Linked DNA regions of Homo sapiens: region 2 is linked to region 1. Evidence: chromatin loops called from intact Hi-C (ENCODE). Cell type or tissue: dorsolateral prefrontal cortex. All regions are shown on one strand. Each heading gives the region's core, and the rest is flanking DNA. Links, peaks and the distances in the headings are about the cores only. Region 1 overlaps KSR2 (kinase suppressor of ras 2). Region 2 overlaps NOS1 (nitric oxide synthase 1).

Region 1 (11,138 bases), core at 950-8,949:
TCCGCCACCCAGGCAGGAGTGCAGTGGCATGATCATAGCTCACTGCAGCCTCAAACACCTAGGCTCAAGAGATCCTCCAGCCTTGGCCTCCTGAATAGCTGGGACTACAGGCACACACGACCAAGCCCAGCTGATTTTTTTATTCTTTGTAGAGAAGTGGTCTTGCTATGTTGCCCAGGCTAGTCTTGAACTTCAGCCTCAAGCAATCTTCCTGTCACTCAAGCAAGCCTCCCAAGTCACTGGGATTACAAGTATGAGCCATTGTGCCTGGCCAGGGGTGCATTTTAAATCCTCTTTTTCCACATTCAGTGGCATCATGAATATTCAGAAAAGACCACCGGACACTAAGTCCTTCCTTCATGAAGAAATCTACAAGCTCTTTCATCTCAACCTATTTTGAACCCACCTTGATGTCATAATTCCCCTACCGTGATTTCCCAAAAAATCACAGTATCTTGTCTTAGAACCGGCAACACCTGGCGGGGCACTTTGGGAGGCCGAGGCAGGCGGATCGCTTGAGCCCAGGAGTTCAATACCAGCCTGGGCAACATGGTGAAACCCTGTCTGTACAAAAAAAAAAATTTTCATTAAAAAAATTAGCCAGGTATGGTGGCATACCCCTATAGTTCCAACTACTCTGGGGGCTGAGGGAGGAGGACGGCTTGAGCCTGGCAGGCAAAGGTTGCAGTGAGCCAAGATCAGGCTACTGCACTCAAGCCTGGGCAAGAGAGTGAGACCCTGTCTCAAAAAAAATAAAAAAAAAAAACAGAACTGGCATCACCCAAGAATCCGAAGGACTCGGCTGAATAAAGACCATGATCCGAAGTTAAAAGGAGTTTCAGGTAAATTCTGCTTCCACCCTCTGGTCAGTGGTACAAAGATCAAAGGAAAGTGGATGTAGTTGAGTACAACTCTGTCCTTCTTTCCAAAATCCAAACAAAACAAGTACACCTTTTCCAGGGCACCGTATGTTACTGACTTCAATACTGAAAGTTTGCAGGCAGCTTTGACATCACAAAATGGTCCAAAAAGATACTGGGGGTGGGGGGCGGGGTAGGGATTTTTTTTGAGCTATGGTGATTTGAATGAAAAAAGAAACTGTCCTGAGTAGATTGGAGATTTGGCATTTGATAGGCAATAAAATAAAATAATCAACCCAGGAGGCAACAGGAGAAGCCCAAACATAGCCTTTGAACTCAATGGAGGGGTTTATTCTCCTAGAAAACTTCCCCTGACCTTGCTCGGGCTGCGGTGAGGCTCCTCCTCTGGGCTTCCCAGCCCCTGTGCTTCCCCAGCCTGAGAAGAGCAATGAGAATCATACTAATAGTAATATATGATAATCACACTAATACCATGCACTGAGTACTTCCTACAGCATTTGAGCTGAGACCCAAATAATGAAAAGGAGCTGGCTCACAGAAACAGTATTGCAGGCAGAAGAAACAAATGCAAAGGTGGGAATTAATTTTTTTATGTTCAAAGAATCCAAAAAAGGTGTCACTGAGTGGATATAGGGATCAATGCAGTAATAGTAACAACAGTTAGAAGCTGTGCGGGTAAACCAGAGAGCCGTCTTCGAGGGCAGGGATGCAGTTTCTGCTGGCAGCTCACTGGCTGGGCATGAAAATCGAACCCGAGACACAGAGTCCAGGGAAAAAGGGGCTTATGGGCCATCCATCCTGTCCTCAGGCATTTGGCAGACCAAGACACCAGGCTCAGTGAGGCCATGTGGCTGACCCAGGCTCCCATAACCAGAGAAGTCAGGGGCAGAGCCAGAACCGAAGCATCCTGCCTCCAGCCCTGAGCTCCGTCTGCTGTTGCCCCCTTTCATGGGTGATCAGGAGCTGTTTATCTGCAAAACTGATGGAAGTTTTAACAAGGTCCCTGGGGAGACAGGGAGAGATGGTGCATGTATGTGTGTGCATGGCGAGTTGGAGGGAGGGTGGTATATCACGGTTCCTCGCTTTCATCTGGTTCCTGTTAATTGGACTAAAGACCCCTGGGAAAACCATGCTCTGGGCATGATAAGCCAAACCCCAACTCAGTTATGGTTTTCTGTGCTTTACAGAACCTCAGTGTTCACAAAAGCTCCTGGCTTTCATCTGGCCTCAGAATACAGAAGTTGTCGTCAGTGTCGTCATAATCATTATCCTCCTCCTTAGAACCAAAGCGGCTATGTTCCTGGAGCGCTTAGGATCAGTCAAGCCAGTGGCTCTCAGCCCAGAGTGATTTTGCCGCAGGGGACATTTGACAGTGTCTGTAGGCATTTTTGATGGTCACTACCAGGGGCTAGGGGGTTGGATGCTACTGGCATCCAGTGGGTAGAGGCCAGGGATGCTGTTAAACATCTTCCAAGGCATGGGACAGTCCCCACCACAATTTTCCAGCCCCAAATGTCAACAGTGCCAAGGTTGAGAAACCCTAGGGGCTAGCCCTTTTTGTGCTGTAATTGGAGACCACCAAGAAAACCTCCTACTTGGGACCTGAGATGTAATGACTGACATCAGAGAGGATTAACGATGAGCACTGTTGTTAAGCAAGGCCGCCTACCCTACAGCCTCCAGACAGTCTGCAGTTAGGAAGTACCCTCCGTAAACTGACAACCCCCTACAGAAAATCCCTTTAGTCTAGAAACTTGCCCACTCTTGGGGAGTAAAAATATTTCCATAAAAGACTATTGGGAAACTTTTCCCAACCTCCCAAATATGTTAAAAGAAGATTGCGATTGGGTGCTAACTTTTTTCTGCTCCAAAGTACTAAAAGGGGTCAGAACACTGTCTTCCATCCACAGGGCAGTAGCATCGTCAAGTTTAGGGCCTGATGGAAGTCACAGGCAACACCCTCAACTGTCGGTACCCATCATGGAGTGGACTTCAACAGCTCTGGGGCCCCGAGACCATTCAGTTCCTGTGGAATCTACCTTCCAGAAAGATACTGGAGGCAGAACAGGCAATGCCAACACCGTACTTATTAGGAAATGGAGAGAAACCTTTCACTTCACCATTCTCTTTGGGTTGTATGATTCCCAATTCACCCCAGCCAAAAGGAGCACAGCAAAGTCCCGCTCAGATGGAGAGGTTGTCCCAGACAGAGGCAAAAGCACACATCACCTCCCTTAAACATCACAACACTAAAAGACTCGCTATCATGATGCCTGTTTCAAAGACAGAGGTTCCGATAGGGAAGAGGCTGGACCCGTGGCCCAGGCAGGACTCACATCCCAGGCTCAGGACTCATATGCCTTCCTGACTGTGCCACAAACCAACCAGGGCAGCTGAATGACGCAGCCGGGAGGCCCAGCCCCTTGCCAACTGTGGCCCGTGTCTTTTTTATCAGTGCACCCCACTGCAGGGAATGTGGCAAGCACCAGAACACTGATTTCAACTGAAGCAAGTCCAGCCACTTCTCATCGTAGCCATTCTTTAGACAGCCTCTCGGGAGGGCTCCCATGCAGCTGGGGGTGCCCCAGGCCGGGCCCCAAGCTCTTTCCAGATGTCTCCCAAGGGAATGAAGCCACTGCCTAGAGTTTTTTCTGTCGCTTCGGAGCTCCCTTTGCATCTCCACTAGTTATTATTTGGAGGCTGCATTTCAATGTTCCTTCTTTACAGTTCATTTTCTCCTCTTAATTGGTCTTGCAGTGTGGCAGGGAGACCAACGCAAGAGCATCATGACATGAATGCGGAAGGAAGGTGAGTGGCAGCAAGGCCCCGTCGGAGTAGGCTGCTCTGATAGATGCCTCTGCCGTTCACTAGGGGCCAGCCGGGAAAGAAACCCAGGGTCTCCCCTGGCTTCCAGCCTGCCTGCCGAGAAAGCTCGGTCTGTGAAACAGAATTAAGCCAGCATTAGTCCCTGCTGTAGCTGGGTCAAGCCCTCCTCCTCTCTCAGACTCAGTTTTTCCTTACTTAAAAGTTGAGATGATCAGACCGAGGTTCCTGCCAGTTTCTACATTACTATGCATCTTGTGCACCGATTTCAAGACAATTTTGACGTCTCCGCTAAAGGAAGCTTATCGGGCAGCGCCTCCTGGTGGCCAAACATGACACTGCGCCATCAAGAGGTGGCCCTGGTCGTATGGTGTCCAAGAAAACACTGGGAGGAAAAGGCATCCCAGTGTCTACGGCCAAGCAGCTACGTGCCCCTAACTTTTTCAAGCAAGGAGCCTAGGATTGAAAGCAACAATGCAGCCCTGACGCTCAGTTCCTCCACCCTACGTGATCATGATGGCACAAGGTCTTTACAAGTGGAGCTTGAAAAATCTGTCAGCCCGAGCCACTGAGAGCATCCTGGTATCCGGTTACAAAGCTGGTCTGCCTCATTTCTCCTCCACAAAGTACCAGATAGAGAAGGAAAGAAACAAAGGCGCTAAAGAAAGAAAATGATCAGATGATGAAGCTAAACTGAGCTCTGTTCCCAAGGACAGGGCTGATGTTGGGGGTAGGGAAGTACCGTCTCCCACCCTCCCAACTCAAAGCAACAGGTTCTCTGTGTGGGGAAAGGAGGACCATTTAAGGTTTCCTGTTTGAAGAGTGAAGTCAGTGGGGGAAATTCGGAGTGTAGGGCAACCCCACATTTCTGAATCCCATCAGGATGGTGGTCACACTCACCCAAAGAAAGCCACAGACTCCTATATAGGAGTGACCTTCAGAGAGTACTATCCAGACAGCATCTGTGTACAGCACTCCAAAGACAACGAGATGTGGTCCCCACTCCCCAAAGAACTCAGTCTGATGCAGAACAGACCCCAAAAGTCAGCACAATGGACCATGCATAACGTTTTGGGTTGGGTTTTTGAGACGGAGTCTCGCACTGTCACCCGGGCTGGAATGCAATGGCACAATCTCAGCTCACTGTAACCTCTGCCTCCCAGATTCACGCAATTCTCCTGCCTCAGCCTCCCAAGTAGCTGGGATTACAGGCGCACACCACCACACCCAGCTAATTTTTTGTATTTTTAGTAGAGATGGGGTTTCACTGTGTTAGCCAGACTGGTCTCGAACTCCTGACCTTGTGATCTGCCCACCTCAGCCTCCCAAAGTGCTGGGATTACAGGTGTGAGCCACCATGCCCAGTCAGGACCATGTATAATGAAAGTTTTGGGTGAAACTGATGTGGGTTTGAGCACAAGCTCTACCAGGTACTAGCTGTGTGACCCTAGGCATCTCACCCTCTCTGGGCGTGTGCCTCCTTCCTGCCTTCCCCTGAGCACTTACTATAGGAAGTTCTTGATCAATTACAGCCCCCTATAAATGTTGTACCACTTGTGCAAATATTCATTCACCCCCACTACAGAGTTCTCCACAGTCAATGCCTCCCCAGCCTCTTCATGTATTTATTGCCCTCCTCCAAAAGGAAGTTCTTCTTTACATCAGACCAAAATCTCCCCTGACTTAGACATGTATGTATTTGTTTTAATTGACACTCACTATTTCTAGCTTGGTCTTTTACAAAAAGGGTTAGCAAACATTTTCTCTAAAAAGCTTGACAGTAAATATTTCAGGTTTTGTGGGCCATACGGTCTCTGTCACACTACACAATTCTGATGTTGCAGCGTGAAAACAGCCATAGACAAAGTGGAAACAAATAGGTATGGCAGTGTTCCAATAAAACTTTATTTACAAAAGCAGGTGGAGGGCTGACTTTGGCCCGTGGGCTATACTTGGTCAACCCCTGTTTTAGAGAGAAAATCTCTCATTATCTGATCACTATCCCTCCCACACGATCTCATTCCTGATACACAGACAGAAAGTGCTTTGGCTTCACTTCTCTCCCCTAGGGCAAATTATAAAGGCTTCAACCTTCCCCTCCAAGGACATAATTTCTGTGATTAGATTATGACAGTTCATTTGTTCGTTAATTCATTCAATGATACTTTTGCAACCATGCTAAGTAGTTTGTAGGAAATGAACAAAGTGCTGCGTTTAGAGTGTACGGTCTGGAATCAGCCCGAGCTCAAGTGCTGGTACCCCGCAATTTACTGGCCATGTGACCTTGGTTGGGTACCATGGTTCACCCCTCTGTGCCTTCATTCTCTTATCTGAAAACTGGGGAATACAAAAGTCCCTGTCTCATGGGGATATCTGACGATTAAGTGAAATAACCCTCAAAATCAGCTCAGAACACCGCCTGACACTCAGTATGTTTTTAATATTTTATCGTTATTATTTTGTTTATTAAAAGATGGCTCTTGCTATCTAGGAATTTCCAGTCTAATATGGGAGATTTAGATATCAAAGCAACTACAAGATAACTGCCCAATGACTATGGCCGAAGATCGACACAGGTGCAATCAAGGAAATCCTCCCCGCAGTGGTCAGGAGTTGCCTAAGCCATGGGAAGGTTTACTTTAGAAAGATGCAGCCCAGAAAGTTTTTCCTTTTGAACAGATGCAAAGGGACGGTGAATCAGTGAGAAAACCATTGAAACCTGGGAGGTCAGAGCATCCTGCCCCACCAGGCATCAGCAGCAGAGAAGAAAGTATCACAGTACAGATGAAAGTAAGCAAACAGGGTTCGAGGAGGATTCTTTTCCTTCAAACTTTCTCATTTAAGTTACACAACTACTTATTTGTTGCCCAGAAAGACAGAAAATGCAGAAGGGCAAAAGAAAGAAAATCATCACCCTTAACCAAAGAACAGCTATGCTAAATATCCAAGTGGATTTCCTTCCAGACTTTTTTCCCATTTTATTTTATTTTACTTTATTTTATTTTATTTTTTTTTTTGAGATGGAGTCTCCCTCTGTCACCCAGGCCAGAGTGCAATGCGCAATCTTGGCTGTCTGCAGCGTCCGCCTCCAGGGTTCAAGCCATTCTCCTGCCTCGACGCTCTGAGTAGCTGGAACTATAGGCGTGCACCACAACGCCTGGCTAATTTTTGTATTTTTAGTAGAGATGGGGTTTCACCATGTTGGCCAGGCTGTTCTTGAACTCCTGACCCCAGGTGATCCACCCACCTTGGCCTCCCAAAGTGCTGGGATTACAGGTGTGAGTCACCACACCTGGCCTATTTATTTATTTATTGAGATGGAATCTTGCTCTGTTGCCCAGGCTGGAGTGCAGTGGCATGATCTCAGCTTACTGCAGCCTCCACCTCCTGGGTTCAAACAATTATCCTGCCTCAGCCTCTCAAGTAACTGGGACTATTGGCATGCACCACCATGCCCAGCCAAATTTTATATTTTTAGTGGAGACAGGGTTTCACCATTTTGGCCAGGTTGGACTCAAAATCCTGACCTCCAGTGATCCATCTGCCTCGGCATCCCAAAGTGCTGGGATTACAGGCGTAAGCCACCACGCCTGTCCCCATGCAGCTGTTTAAAAAATACTAAGCCAGGCATGGTGGCTTACGCCTATAATCCCAACACTCTGGGAGGCCGAGGTGGGCGAATCACGAGGTCAGGAGTTTGAGACCAACCTGGCCAACATGGTGAAACCCCGTCTCTACTAAAAATACAAAAAATTAGCTGGGCATAGTGGTGGGTGCCTGTAATCCCAGCTACTTGGGAGGCTGAGGCAGGAGAATTGCTTGAACCTGGGAGGCAGAGGTTGCAGTGAGCCGAGATTAAGCCGCTGCAATCTAGCCGGGGCGACAGAGTGATTCTGTCTCAAAAAAAAAAAAAAATTGCTAAGTAACATACCAATGTGGATGCAAATTATGGTCAATGCGGTGCTTTCTTTTTCTCTCCCAAACAATAGCTTGGGTACTTCTCACACGAGTGTATAAGTTGGTAATCAGGGAAATAATTAGAGAAAGCAAAAAGCCACCTGAGTGAAAATCATGACTATAATGAACTGGAGCCATCTCCCCTCAGCATATTTTAAAGGAAGGCAAGAATAATTTTGCTCCAAATAATAACAAATATTTTCATCCTCCTTGCCCTTTCTGCCTTCCCCCTGCATGTTCCCTGCAAGTTTCAAACATAATCATGCGCCCACAGAAGCCTCCCATCCTCCCTCAGGACCGTGGCTGGGAAGGACAGAGATACTGATGGAGAGTCAAATCTGCTGGGAATGTTCCCATCTGTGAAACTGGGCGTGCAGCCTAATCTGCCCACCACTCATATGGTTGCGAGGCTAAAACAAGATCACCTGCATGCAGGTGCTTCCTAAAACTGAAGGTGCTCTGCAAATGTGCAATATTATTTGATATTTACATGCAGCCTTTAAATAATTTCTTTTTATCTCAGTTCCAGTGTAAGCTGCTACAAAAGCCCCAAAGGGTTGCTCCCTCAAGCTGAGCAAATGGAAACACAGGGACCACTCAGAGTTAAGGAGAAAGCCATTCATTCCCACCACTTTTTTATGTGGGAAGCCTCCGCTTAACAGGAGTCAGACAGAAATGAGTTCAAACCCCGCCTCTGACACTTAGTTGCTGTGTGACCACCACCCCCCTCCCAGGCAAGGGCTCTACCTTTCTGAGCCTCAGTTTTCTTACCAGAAAATAGGAATAATAATCCTACGGACCTCATGAGGTTGTTGAAGAATTAAATGAGCAGGTGCTGCGTGACTTGGCCCAGTAAGAACTCAATCAATATTTGTCGCTGCTGTTATCATCAACCACTAGCATTCACTCAGTCACTCCGTGACTACTTCTTGCATTCCAACTCTGAGCCAGATGCAGGGAGAATTCCAACACAGGGGTTCTCAAAGCGTGTTCCCCAAACCAGCAGCACCAGCGTCGCCTGGGAACTTGTTAATGCAGATTTCTGGGCACTGCCCCGGACTGGCTGAAGCAGGAACTCTGGGAGTGGAACCCTCTGGGGGATTCTGATACATGTTGAGGTTTTGAGCACCACTGTTCTTGTGGAAAGGGGTATGAAAATAAACAAAATCATTTTAGATATGCTAGAGACTATGATAGGATAGAGAGTGGCCAGGATGGAAGTGGGACTCTGAGAAGCTGGCAGTTGGGCTGAGTCCAAAATGACAAGGAATCAGCCAGAGGAAGATTGAGGCAGGGTATTCCAGGCAGAAAGAAGGGCTGTGCAAAGGCCCTGGGGCAGGCGTTGTGAAGAAGAGAGGGTAGCTGGGTGCAATGAGCCAGTGAAAACATCAGCAGATAGGGACCAGATCGGGAGCCCAGGGACAGGACTGGGGGTCTCATTCTAAGATGTAATAGTCTGTTTGGAGCTGACTCAGTTCATGTAGTTTCATGGAACCCACAAACCTCAAAGAGTTCAGGCCCTGCCAAGCACAAGTTCAATGTCAATTCTGCACCCAATTCTTCTGCCCAGCACCTCGTGGATGCCAGGAATAAAAAGAGAAAGTGACTACAGCGCTGATCAGAGATGACAGCCAGAGAGTCGGGTTCTCTTTGTTCTCATTGGGGGGGTTCCACAAAAGCCAGATGCTGGCCACATGAAGCAGCAGGTGGGCAAGACAGAGGGGGCAGGGGTGGCCTGCAAGAAAGAGAAAGTGGGCTGCAGGGGGACAGGACAGGTGGATGAAGCCTTGGACCAGGTTGCTCGACAGGGGTTCTGCTGCAAGACAAAGGCTGGAGAGGAAAACATCCTGCCCCTCCCTCCACCCCTGCCTTAGTGGGGACCAGTCAGTGGCTCTGTAGGAAGACTTCCTTGGTTCAGATTCAGCTTGGGAAGGAGGGAGGAGGAAGGAGGGAGGGAAGCTGACTTTAAAAACAATAAAAATAATCACAGTCCAGTACATATTCAGTGCCAAATTTGCCAGACAAGTGTTTATACGAACACAGTGTTTATATGACTTCATTTCTTTCCTTGCAACAACTCCATGAGGATGATACAACTAGCATCCCCATTTTACAGATGAGGAAAGCAAGGTAGTTAGACAGAAAGGGAACACCGAGGGATGAAGGAGGGAGAGAGGAAGGGAAATTGACTCATGGATTTAGTTTAGCCTAGAACGAGTTAAGTGAAATCCAACAAGTCCCTTCCCTTCTTTAATCCCCTCCAGTGGTTTCCCATTCTACTAAGAAGCTGCCAGCAATGGCTACAAGGGGCCTCAGGAACTGAGCCCCGACCATGTCTCTGACCTCATCTCCTATCTTCTGCCTCCTCTCCCAGTCATGGATTAGCCCACTGACAACTCAGTTACACTGGCACCCATGCTTCCATGGCACCCGTGTTTCCAGAATCCCCTTCTCTGTGTGGTTCCAGATTAGAGCTGGCCAAAAGTGAAGTTGTACAAGGCTTGGGTGGCAAAAGAGAAGGAGCCATCATGCCCTGAAGAGTAACATGGGTTGAAGGCAATGGGGAACAGAGGCTGGGGTGCTGGTCCTGTTTATCCTCCATCTTCCCTACCTCACAGCCAACTCTTCTTCCTGACAGTAGTCCCTCAATGACCAACAGCCGACCTTAAGTTCACCACCAGATGCTTCATGACAAACTCACAAAGGCAATAGCCACAAAGGGCCAACAACTTTCCCTGGGCATCTATCCAAGCCTGTCTTCATGGTCCCTTCCAACAGCTGGACGTATTGGCTGCCAGATGTCCCTGAAACCGCAGGCTGCCTTACCTATGTCAGGGTAGGTTCAAGACCTTTCTCTGAATCTTAAGCTTCCCTTTTTTTTTTTTTTTTTTTGAGCTTGTACCTCCCCAGCTCTTCCTACGGTCGTATAAGTCTAACATCTAATAAATTCCATTTTTTCCATTATACTCACAGTAATTTGGCTTCCCTGATTGACCCATCACTGAGATCATCACTAGCAGAAGGGATACTGTTCCAGAACTAGCAGCCTCCATTTCCTCCTCCTTGGGATGTGTGTTGTGAGAAGCTCATGTCACATAAAAGGCAACATGTGGGCACCTAAGCAGATAATCCCCAACTGAACACCCACTCAACAACTAGTGCCAACTGCCATCCATGAGCATGCACCATCTTGGATGTTCCAGCCCAGTCAAGCCCCAGATGACTGCAGCTCCAGCCAACAACACACGGAACAGAAGAACCACCCAGCTGAGCCCAGCCAATCCCTGAGCCCAGGGAATTATGATGATGAAACTATACCCTAAAGAGTTAATGAAACCAATGACAGAAATTACTGAGTTTGCAGGATAACAGATAAGAAAAAAAAACAACTTGCTGAGATGCTGAAATTCCCTCCTCTTCTGAGTATTTTTTTTTTTTTAACTCACAAGTTTTTTAAAAAGTTGGCAGTGGGCTAAA
Region 2 (11,138 bases), core at 3,139-11,138, 630 kb before region 1:
GGATAGGAATGCGGCTTCTTCGGCTGCACAGCTTGGGTTCAAATCTCACCTCTAACATTAGCATGCTATGTTAGCCTTGCATAAACTGTCTGATCCCCTTGCACGTCAGTTACCCAAGCTTTAAATTGGAGGAGAGTAAATCGTAACATGTCAAAGCATTCTTGTCAAGATTAGCTTTTTTTTCTTTTTTTCTTTTTTGCCTGACTCACTCTGTTGCCCAGGCTGGAGTGCAGTGGCATAATCACGGCTCACTGCAGGCTTGACCTCGCAGGCTCAAGCAATTCTCCCACCTCAGCCTTCTGAGTAGCTGGGACTACGGCTACACCTGGGACTACAGGAGCACACCACCACACCCAGCTTTTTTTTTTTTTTTTTTTTTTTTTTGAGACAGATTCTCACTCTTTCACACAGGCTGGAGTGCAGTGGTGCAATCTGGGCTCACTGAAACCTCCACTTCCTGGGTTCAAGCGATTCTCCTGCCTCAGCCTCCTGAGTAGTTGGGGTTACAGGTGTGTGCTACCACACCCAGCTAATTTTTGTATTTTTAGTAGAGATGGGGGTTTCGCCATGTTGGCCAGGCTGGTCTTGAACTCCTGACCTTAGGTGATCCACCCACGTTGGCCTCCCAAAGTGCTGGGATTACAGGCATGAGCCACTGCGCCCGGCTGTATTTTGTATTTTTTGTAGACAGGGTCTCACTATGTTGCCCAGCCTGGCTTGAACTCTCGGGCTCAAGCAATCCCCCCACTTCAGCCTCCCAAAGTGCTGGGATTACAGGCATGAGTCACTGCGCCCGGCTGTATTTTTGTATTTTTTGTAGAGACAGGGTCTCACTATGTTGCCCAGGCTGGCTTCAACTCCTGGGCTCAAACAATCCTCCCACTTCAGCCTCCCAAAGTGTTGGGATTACAGGCATGAGCCACTGCGCCCACTAAGACTGGCTTTTAATAACTGTTAGCCCTTCTTAAAATTGGCTAATACATTGTTGTAGGACAGTAAGTAGGGCATGGAGTTCCCTGACTCCTGCTCTGTCTCTGATCTTCATCCCACACTTGAACTTAGGCATGAGGCTCAGGGATGGGATGGAGGAGTCAGGAGTGATGTATGTGTGCAGGTGGGGTGGGCAATGAGTTGAATAAGCTACTTGGTAATTTAAAAAAACCTGAATGTCGGCTGGGTGCAGTGGCTCACGCCTGTAATCCCAGCACTCTGGGAGGCTGAGGCAGGCAGATCACCTGAGGTTAGGAATTTGAGACCAGCCTGGCCAACATGGTGAAACCCCGTCTCTAACAAAAATACAAAAAATGTAGCCGGGTATTGTGGCGGATGCCTGTAATCCCAGATACTTGGGTGGCTGAGTCAGGAGAATCATTTGAACCTGGGATGGATGTTGTAGTGAGCTGAGATAGTGCCCTGCACTCCAGCCTGGGCGATGGCGATGGAGCGAGAGTCTGGCTCAAAAAAATAAAAAATAAAATAAATAAAAAAGCTGAAATGTCTAGTCACAGCATCCAAATCGCCATGTCTGGAAGGGCATGATGAAGCCTCATCCCCCTGCATCAAACCCAACTGCTAGTTTATTCCTTTATGGTCACAAATCTGTCGGGCATTTGACATCAGCACTTCTTCATCTATTTTTTCTTTTTTTTTTTTTTCTGAGATGGAGTTTCTCTCTTGTTGCCCAGGCTGGAGTGCAATGGTGTGGTCTTGGCTCACTGCATCCTCCGCCTCCCGGATTCAAGTGATTCTCCTGCCTCTCACCTTCCTGAGTAGCTGGGACTACAGGTGTGCACCACCATGCCTGGCTAATTTTTGTATTTTTAGTAGAGATGGGGTTTTGCCATGTTGGCCAGGCTGGTCTCAAACTCCTGACCTCATGTGATCTGCCCGCCTCGGCCTCCCAAAGTGCTGGGATCACAGGCGTGAGCTACCGCGTCCGGTCTCTTCATCTATTCTTTTACTGCTTTTGAGGTCTCTTTGTTTTGGAACTGGGCCTGAAACCAGCCAGGAATTAGAGTTTAGGGTCCTCAGGGAGGAGGGCCCTAAATGGAAGAGGGCTGAGGGTGAAGGTCTTACTGTTTCTCTGGGGCCCTGGCTATGGATGCAGCTGTGCTGGAGGAAAAGGGGGTGTTGGGGAGGCGGGCAGAGAGGACGCTCAGCTACGCCACCCAGATCTGCATCGGGACTCAGGAACGAGTCCCCTGGCTGCCGGGAGCACCCTCAGCCTTCAGCCCCTTGGGTGTGGCTTCTGCTGGTGAGAGTTGCCTGACTCAAGATGTACGGGTCTAAAATCCTGCCTTCCAGTCCCAAATCGGGACACCTCTGAAAGGTCACCTTTAGAATGCCCTGCAGGGCTGGCTGAAGCTTCTGTTGAGACTTATGGCAGCTCAGCTTTGCCTCTGACCAGAGAGGCCTCCTCCCCTCCCCTCCTCTCCCCCTGCCCTTCACTTCTGCCTCCTCCTTCCCCTCCCCTTCTCTCTTCTTCCCTTAGTTTTCTTCTCCCCTCCCTCTTTTCCTCTCTTCTTGCTTTCCCTCCTCTCTGCTCCTTCTCCTCCTCCTCTTTTCTCTCCTTCTTCTCCCTCCTCTACCCTCCCTCCTCTTCCCCTCTTTTCCCTCCCTCCCCTCCCGCTCCCGCTCCTTCCCTGGTCTTTCTTTTCCCTCTCCCCTGTCCCTTCCTCTCTTCCCTCTTCTCTCCTCCCCTCCCCTCTCCTCCCTTACCCTCCCCTCTCACTCTCTCCCCTCCCTTCTCTTCCTCTCTCCTCCCCTTCACTCCCTTCTCCTCTCTTCTCCCCTTCCCTTCTCTCCCCTCTCCTCCCCAAGAGCACTCTCTTGTCAGCCTCCTGCCAACTCCATCTCAGAGCAGGCTTCTGGGGCACCCAACCCAGGACAGCAGGCCAAAGTGTGAGAAACTCCAAGCAAATCCAACAGAAGACAGCAGCCAGCCAAGTTGAATCCACTTTTTAATATTGTAACCATAATGCAAACAAGCATAATAGGCTTTTGTTGAATCCCATAAAATTGGAAGATGAGAACTATACAGAAGAAGAGCATGCGACAAACACAGCCTGGACAACCTCGCAAAGAGCGTGGGGTGGGCGTCAGTCCTTCAAGGAAGGTGCTGGAGCACAGGGACACTTGGCAGAGATTAGCAGCATTGAGAGCTCAGAGGTAGGGGGGACGGCCGAGTTTCTGACAGCGTGTGTGTGTGTGTGTGTGTGTGTGTGTGTGGTGAGATGCGACCAGGTCTGCCCACCTCCCCAGCTTCCCAAGCCCGGAACGGACACTGCGACGTGGGGTGCCCGGCACCGCTCTTTGGGCCTTCTGGAAAACCACTGCTGAGCCAGGAGTGTGAGTCTTAACAATCACAACGAGAACACAACAATGAAAACAGTGGCGGCAGAGCACAGGACATGGGAGGGGACTGAGACCCAGCTCAAGAGCACTGGATCTCAGTGAGTCTTAATCAGAACCAACACCAAGGACACAGTGTCTTATTGAAACAGACTGCCATCCTCTGTTCTGGCATGGGAGGGCTTTTTTTTTTTTTTCCACAGGGTCTCATTCTGTCAACAAGCTGGAGTGCAGTGGTGCCATCTCGGCTCACTGCAGCCTCTGCCTCCTGGGTTCAAGTAATTCTCCTGCCTCAGCCTCCCGAGTAGATGGGATTACAGATGCCCGCCACCACGCCGGGCTGATTTTTGTATTTTTAGTAGAGACGAGGTTTTGCCATGTTAGCCAGGTTGGTCTCTAACTCCCAGCCTCAAGTGATCTGCCAGCCTCGGCCTCCCAAAGTCCTGTGATTACAGGCATGAGCCACCACGCCTGGCCTGGGAGGGGTTTTTGAAAGCATACTGCCCTCCCCATGCCCCCTCCCCCGGACACCCTCAAATCCCACTTTGGCAGCAGATAATGGAAACAACCACTGGGCTAGGCAAAGTTTCTGCTGCGTGCTCCAGGAAATCTATAATGAGAAGTCCTGGGGTAGCCAGCAGAGATTCTCTTGACCCTGAAGTCCAAGAGAGGGGTGTTGCCCCCTGGGGACATTGGGCAATGTCTGATGACATACTTGATTGTTACCGTTGGCAGGACACTGCTACAGGTATCTTGTGGATGGAGGCCAGGAATGCTGCTCAGCTTCCTACAGTACCCAAGACGGCCCCCACAAGAAAGAATTACCCAGCCCCAAATGCCAATAGTGCTAAGGTTGACAGACCCTGCGCTACAGTCTCCTAGAACTTAGGAGTCAAATCTGGGCACTTCGATGTCCTGGAGTTACTTTCTAAAAGACTACAGGAAGCAGTGCATGGAGGCAGATTTGTTCCCGCCTGCCAGGGCCATCTCGTTAATAACGGACTGTGTTTTGGGCCAGACGGGCATAGCCCCGCTTGACCAGAACTGTTTGGGTATTTTAGAACAAAACAAACTCATATAAACATACTAAGGCATATTGACAGCTGACCACCTCCCTCGCACATGGCTTTGATAAGTATTAATAGGAAACAGACTCTCGACAGACACTGCTTTCCACGGGTGAAAGTGTACCTGGGTCCTTACATTTGGGGAAGGGCAGCTTTTCTTTTGGGGCCCCTTTGCCACAAGGCAGGGACTGGCAGTGGGCCAAGGATAGGGAGTGTGAGATAAAGGGCAGAGGCCAGGCCAGGTTGGCCTCCAAAGTCAAATCCCTGTTCATGGGGAACATCTATGTTGACTCCCTGGGAGGCAGGCCCCTTCCCTCAGACCCTCAGACCTGTGTTTCCTTAATCCCAGCACCTGGTCTTTCATTTTAATTTTTTTTAGAGACAGGGTCTTGCTCTGTCACTCAGGCTGGAGTGCAGTGGTGCGATCCTAGCTCACTGTCGCCTCAAACTCCTGGGACCAAGTGATCCTCCTGCCTCAGCCTCCCAAGTAGCTGGGACCACAGGAGCATGCCATCATGCCCAGCTAATTTTTTTTTTTTTTTTTTTTTAGTAGAGACGAGATTGCGCTGTGTTGCCCAAGCTGGTCTCAAACTCCTGGCCCCAAGTGATCCTCCCACCTCAGTCTCCCAAAGTGCTATTACAGGCATGAACCACCATGCCTGGCCTACTTTTTGAGCCAAAGAGGACATTTGGATGCAGGAGACTATGAAGGTTGGGGACAGCCAGAGAGTATGAATGGGTTATAAAGGAAGACTAGTTAGTGTTTCTCTCTCCTTGTTGCTTCCTGGCAGTCTCAGACTACATTCCTGATACAGACAGAAGGCTTTGAGGACATGGTGGCCACAGCGGCATGCTGGGTATGTGGGGCAGCGGGTAGGGAAATATACAAGGAAACATGGCTGGTTTAAAACACAGGCTAGAAGTCCACAGATTTCCTAATGGCAAGAATGAAAAGGCTGCATTAGGCGCTGGTGCTGTCGGAGTGAAGGGGCTCAGGCATCTGGATTGCCCATCCTATTAGGACCATTTGCCCTATGAGCTAGGTCAGGACACCTCTCACTTGTTTTGAGCTTAGGGCAAGACCTGACCTCTTTCAAAGTCCAGAGCAGGCAGCTGCTGAAAGCGTGTTTGGTCAGAAGATTCTGTGTTCTTAGCCAATGTCTACTGGCTGGGGGTCAGTTTTCCCTCCGGGCATCTGGGCATGGCTGGACTTGGGAAGGATTCACCCTGTTGACTCCAGAGAAGCTGACTATCACATCAGCTCTGAAAACTCATCTTTTCCCTGAGCCTGCTCTTCAGAGACCTCTCTCTCAGCTAGGGGCAAGATGTTTTATTTTATTTTATTTTATTTTATTTTTTTTGAGATAAGAGTCTTGCTCTGTCACCCAGGCTGGAGTGCAGTGGTACAATCTTGGCTCACTGCAGCCTCCACCTCCTGGGCTCAAGCGATCCTCCTTCCTCAGCCTCCCAGGTAGCTGAGACTACAGGCGCATGCCACCATGCCCAGCTAATTTTTGTATTTTCTTAGTAGAGTCAGGGTTTCTACTAACTGGCTGACTGGTCTCCAACTCCTGACCTCAACTGATACACCCACCTCGGCCTCCCAAAGTGCTGGGATTACAGACATGAGCTACCGCGCCCAGCCTGCAAGATGCTTTAATTTCTCCTTTATTCTCACCCTCTACAATGGATGGGGTGCCAGGTACGCTGATTCAGTTCCTGGAGTCTCTTTATCACTACATCCGCCTCTTCCCTCACTCAAGCCTTGGTTGCAGCAATAACCCCCCCAACAGCTCAACGGGCCATGCTCTGTACTGTGGCCAGAACTTTCTTTTCCAAGTATAACTCCAATCGCCTTAATGTCCCTTTTTGAAAAACATTCTTAGGGACTCCCTGTTGCCTTCTGAATAAAGCCTAAATTTCTTGTAATGCCACTCACCTCTCCCCACGGTCTGGTCCCAGCCCACCTTTTCTCACCCTCCTCAGCCTTCCAAAGCCAGCCTCAATTTATCTTACATGCTCCCTGTCCGTGCCTTTCCTCTCACTCTTCCCAATTCCTGGACAACTCTTACCTTCCAGAAGCTACCAGTGAAATCCCGCCCATTTCTCAAACCCCAGAAATTTATGTCAGTTCCAAGACGGGTGTCTCTCTCCATCAGATTATAACCTTTGGCTGGGCGTGGTGGCTCATGCCTGTAATCCAGCACTTTGGGAGGCTGAGGTGCGTGGATCATTTGAGGTCAGGAATTCAAGACCAGCCTGGCCAACATGGTGAAACCCTGACTCTACTAAAAATACAAAACTTAGCTGGGCGTGGTGGTAGGCGCCTGTAGTCCCAGTTACTCAGGAGGCCGAGGCAGAAGAATCACTTGAACTGGGGGAGGCAGAGGATGCAGTGAGCTGAGATCGTACCACTGTACGCCAGCCTGGGTGACAGAGCAAGACTCTGTCAAAAAAAAAAATAGATTCTAACCTTCTGCACGAGAGGAACTGTGTTTTGCTTATCTCTGCAAACTGCCCGGTGCCTTCCACACACTGGAGAAGCAAGACATGTTATAAGTTAAGTGAAAAATTAAAATGCAGTAAGTTTTGAACCAGGTACTGTAACTGGGCATTTCGTGGGCATTGTCTCATTCAATCCACCTTGTTATACAGGTGGGTATGCAGACTCTAAAAGGTCAAGTGAGCCGCCCACAGCCATCTGCACCAACAGGGGCAGAATTAGGATTTGCACTCAGGTCGGCTCCCAAAATTCCATATTGATGGGTCTGAAGTGTCCCCCCGCAAAAGAAAGACACCTGGCTGTCTCACTCCAGGGAAACCAAAAGAAGCCCTCTCTCCTCCCAAGGAGTTTAACATCATCTCTCTGCTCTTTCACGACACAAGCTGTGGGAACTGGATGCATAGTGATGGCAGGTGAGCATGATGTTCCGGTGTTCCTATTTCAGGAGACGTCTCATTCCTCCTGGCCAAACTCACTTTTGTGAAATGGGGCTGGAGCTGCTACTGGTCAATTCAGGGGGAAGAGGGAAATAAATGGGCCATAACCCGAATAACCCCCAAATATCTTGTCAACCCTATTTTGCTTACCCATTGCTTAATTCTATTTTGCACTTAAACGGTTGGCTACGAGGCCTGGATGAAAAGCCACCACGAGAGGGCAGTATTTCCCCACCCTTGATCTGAGCCTAACAATCTGGACTCCACTCTGGTCCTTGAGAGGTTACTCAACAGAGAGAGAGGCTTTTGGTATCAGGAATTCTGGCAAATGAAAGAAACACATCAGATCGCTCTCCTGCCTTCTAGCCTGGAGTTGTGAAGCAGCTTGTGTTGGGGATTGAAAGGTGTTTACTTAAAAAAAAATCTTTCTGGAGAAGAAGGATGAATCCTGGTTTTATAATCATTTCTTTGGACTCCTTGACAAAATGAGACAATGTTTCCATCTGTCTGCTACTAGAAAGGCAGGCACATGCAGAAAGGAGGTGCCTGGCACCTTGTAAGCGCTTCTAAGTATTTATTCCCTGATGGAAAAGCATTCCTGCATAAAGCTTGACTTGGAGTGGGAAGCACTGATCAATTTGTCTTTAATGGGGATTGGACACAACAGTTTCCTTCCCTGGGGAATTGGGGAGGCGTCTCCAAAGCTATAAAGGATTGGAAAGAAAGCCTTTGGGAGGAAAGCTACTAGGAGCTGGAAATGGGTTTGCAGGAAAGGAGTTTAGAATGGGCTTCCCTTCAGGATTAGAAGGGGTGAGTGTGGGATGCTAAGTGTTTGTTCTTTATATCTGTGGAAGAGTGAGCAGGGGAAATTGGGATTAAAGGAAGGCAGGGGAGATTATAGCTGGCATGAAGTCAAGCTCCATGTGGCAGGAACAGGACACCGGTGGGGGCTGCCAGGGATGGCAGAGCAAGGTGAGTCATAGATTGCCTTTTCACTTTAACAGTCTCCTGGCCTGGGCCCTTTGGGGTCTTGGTGCCCCCACTGTAAAGCCCTTTCAAAGAGGGCCAGTGCACTTCCTCTTTAGCAGACACCCAAACTGAACAACAAGATATGCCCACGTACAGTATATAAAAGAAATGTGGTTTTTCTGTATAGCAAGACACAACAAACAGGGTAGAACCAGCAGAACATTCCCTTTCCATCCTTGGGGACCCTGCAGTCTGGGAGGCCACTAGGATTTCTTGTCTCTTTCTGGGAACTGCCTGACACTAATTTGTAGTATTTAAAAAAGTATACAAAGGGATCCCTTCCCACCATTTACTCTGAGAGAGTAAATTCAACAGGTTGCCTCTTAGGGAGGAATTACACCGGCTCCAATTCCTACCGAAGACTTGGCTGCCCATTTTTGATCTGAGTTGAGGGTAACTTATTTGTCAAAATTAATTTAACAGGTTTAAAACTTTGGAGATCAACTGCAGAGGGCAACAAGCCTGAGGGACAAGTTCTTCCCACCCCAAGTTGTGGCTCCTATCGAAGAAGCCACGTGGGACCTCATTATGGCAACTCTTTCCAACCTCATCCACTTTAACCAGCTTCCATTATTTCATCCCCAAGGGTGAAGCAGCAAGCCCGCTTTGGGGGAATAAAAAAATAATAATCATATTGTTACTTGATATTGTTTCCAGGCACCAAAGCTTTAACATTTAATCCATTCATATTCTTTAGGTTCGTATGACATTATGACTAGGAAAAACTGAGGACAAGTGACCCATCCAAAGTCATCCAGTGGCAAAGTGGGAAGATCCTTATTGCCACCAGGCTTCTTTGAACAACATAACTTCCAGGCCCCTTGGATGCTATTGCTGGAGGAGGGGGTCAGTCAATGGATGTGGCAAAGTCAAGTGATTCTAGCTGGTATGGGTGGGTTTGGGGAGGGGATTTGCACAATCCATTGGATGGGTTCATGTCACATGAGGGCTCTGCTCACTGGTATCAAAATCTAAATGCAGCAAATTCTGGGAATGCCTCTTTCATTGGGAGACAGCCCCTTTAATCAATTTCCCACTCCTCTCCCCATGCCCTGAACCCTTTCTAACTAGAACAATTATGGGGCTTCCAAATGTTTCAGGTACATGGGCGTGGACCCTAATTATGGACACACGAGGGATTAATATGGGCCAGGGACACGTTTCTTGGCATTGAGGGTCTTCAATGAAAGCAGTGGCAATCTAAGATCGACACACTTGTGCAGGGAAGAGGACGGACAGAGACCTGGCCCATCACACACACACACACACACACACACACACACACAGGCACGCACAACCAAAATGTCATCATAAAAAAGGAGAAAGGGGGACTTCAGTGGCTGAGGGACTGGCTCAGAGAGCTTGTGCCTAGTTCCTGCAGCCTTTCCAGGGGAACCCCAGAGAAAAAAACCCCCACAGCGACGGCCATGTTCCAGTGGTTTCATGCACCCGTGAGTTGCCCTTGTCGGCAAGAGAGGGAGTGGGAACAGAGTTTTGTAAGAGCCACTGCAGATTAGAAAAGCATTGCATCGCAGCAGGAAAACTCAAGGAGTAAACCCAGGAGGGCCGAGGAAACCACTGAGGGGCGAGAAGCCCGAGGAGGGAAACCAGGGCACAGCGACAAGGACAGGAGGCAGAGCGAGGGCCACAGGGGGTCCCAGAGGAAAGGTTCAGCAGTGTCTGTCCGCGCTTACAAAACTTGCAGCCGGCTGGGCAAGAGGGTCCAGTTAGGAGCTGAAAACCCTGTGGAAAGAGAAGTTGGGGGGCAGTTAGTGCCCCAAGGGCAAGGCTGCTGTTTCCTCTGAGTGCCCCAGAGAAAATCACCCATGCTCTGGGCTCAGGGGCTTTGTCTCTTTCTTTTTTTTTTTTTTTTGAGACGGAGTTTCGCTCTGTCACCCAGGCTGGAGTGCAGTGGCACGATCCCAGCTCACTGCAATCCCAGCAGGGTTCAAGCGATTCTCCTGCTTTAGCCTCCCAAGTAGCTGGGATTACAGGTGCCTGCCACCACGCCCGGCTAATTTTTGTATTTTTAGTAGAGATGGAGTTTCACCATGTTGGCCAGGCTGGTCTCAAACTCCTGACCTCAGGTGATCTGCCCGCCTCAGCCTCCCAAAGTGCTGGGATTGCAGGCGTGAGCCACTGCACCCGGCCCGTCTCTTTCATTTATTCTGTAGCCTTAGTGTCTTGGACAGGACCTGGCACCTAGCAGGGGCTTGTTTTGAAAGAATGAATGAATGAATGAATGCTCACAAGTACAACTGGCCAGGAAGAGAAACATTTAAAAGGACTTTTTTTTTTTTTTTTTTTTTTTTGAGACTGAGAGTCTCACTGTGTCGCCCAGGCTGAAGTGCAGTGACGTGATCTCGGCTGGCTGCAACCTCTGCCTCCTAGGTTCAAGCGATTCCTGTGTCTCAGCCTCCTGAGTAGCTGGGATTATAGGCACATGCTACCACACCTGGCTAACTTTTGTGTTTTTAGTAGAGACAGGGTTTTGCCATGTTGCCCAGGCTGGTCTTGAACACCTAGGCTCAAGTGATCCACCCATCTTTGCCTTCCAAGGTGCTGGGATTACAGGTGTGAGCCACTGGGCCCGTCAAAAGGGATTTTTTTTTTTTTTTTGAGACGGAGTCTTGTTCTGTCACCCAGGCTGGAGTGCAGTGGCGGGATCTTGGCTCACTGCAAGCTCCACCTCCCAGGTTCATGCCATTCTCCTGCCTCAGGCTCCCGAGTAGCTGGGACTACAGGCACCTG

What was found. A loop is a pair of places that touch in the nucleus more often than their neighbours do. Peaks named below come from ENCODE experiments on the same cell type or tissue, not always from the same donor. Only the 100,000 strongest peaks of a DNase experiment are listed, where the experiment ranks them.
Region 2: a loop joins it to region 1, with 6 times the contacts of the local background. A loop is called at or near these places in 87 of 110 quality-filtered maps.

What each region holds. Positions count from the first base shown.
Region 1 is chr12:117,833,396-117,844,533 of GRCh38, forward strand. The region is part of intron 3 of KSR2 (kinase suppressor of ras 2); the gene reads right to left. LOC105370011 (a long non-coding RNA gene) reads left to right here. Exons shown (of 3, transcript XR_945403.3): 2 at 770-842; 3 at 10,300-10,383. Among named protein-coding and RNA genes, the nearest start is that of KSR2, 130 kb to the right of the region's middle. RefSeq lists an enhancer at 2,824-3,369. In dorsolateral prefrontal cortex, for the core only: CTCF peaks have their summits at 4,019 (motif pointing left) and 4,230; DNase peaks (open chromatin) are centred at 3,764 and 4,026; H3K4me3 peaks cover 740 bases.
Region 2 is chr12:117,205,195-117,216,332 of GRCh38, forward strand. It overlaps NOS1 (nitric oxide synthase 1), which reads right to left. Exons shown (of 29, transcript NM_000620.5): 29 at 2,948-10,130. The coding sequence ends at 10,115. Among named protein-coding and RNA genes, the nearest start is that of FBXO21, 20 kb to the left of the region's middle. RefSeq lists an enhancer at 2,206-2,706. In dorsolateral prefrontal cortex, for the core only: CTCF peaks have their summits at 7,585 (motif pointing right) and 7,785; a DNase peak (open chromatin) is centred at 7,577; H3K27ac peaks cover 403 bases.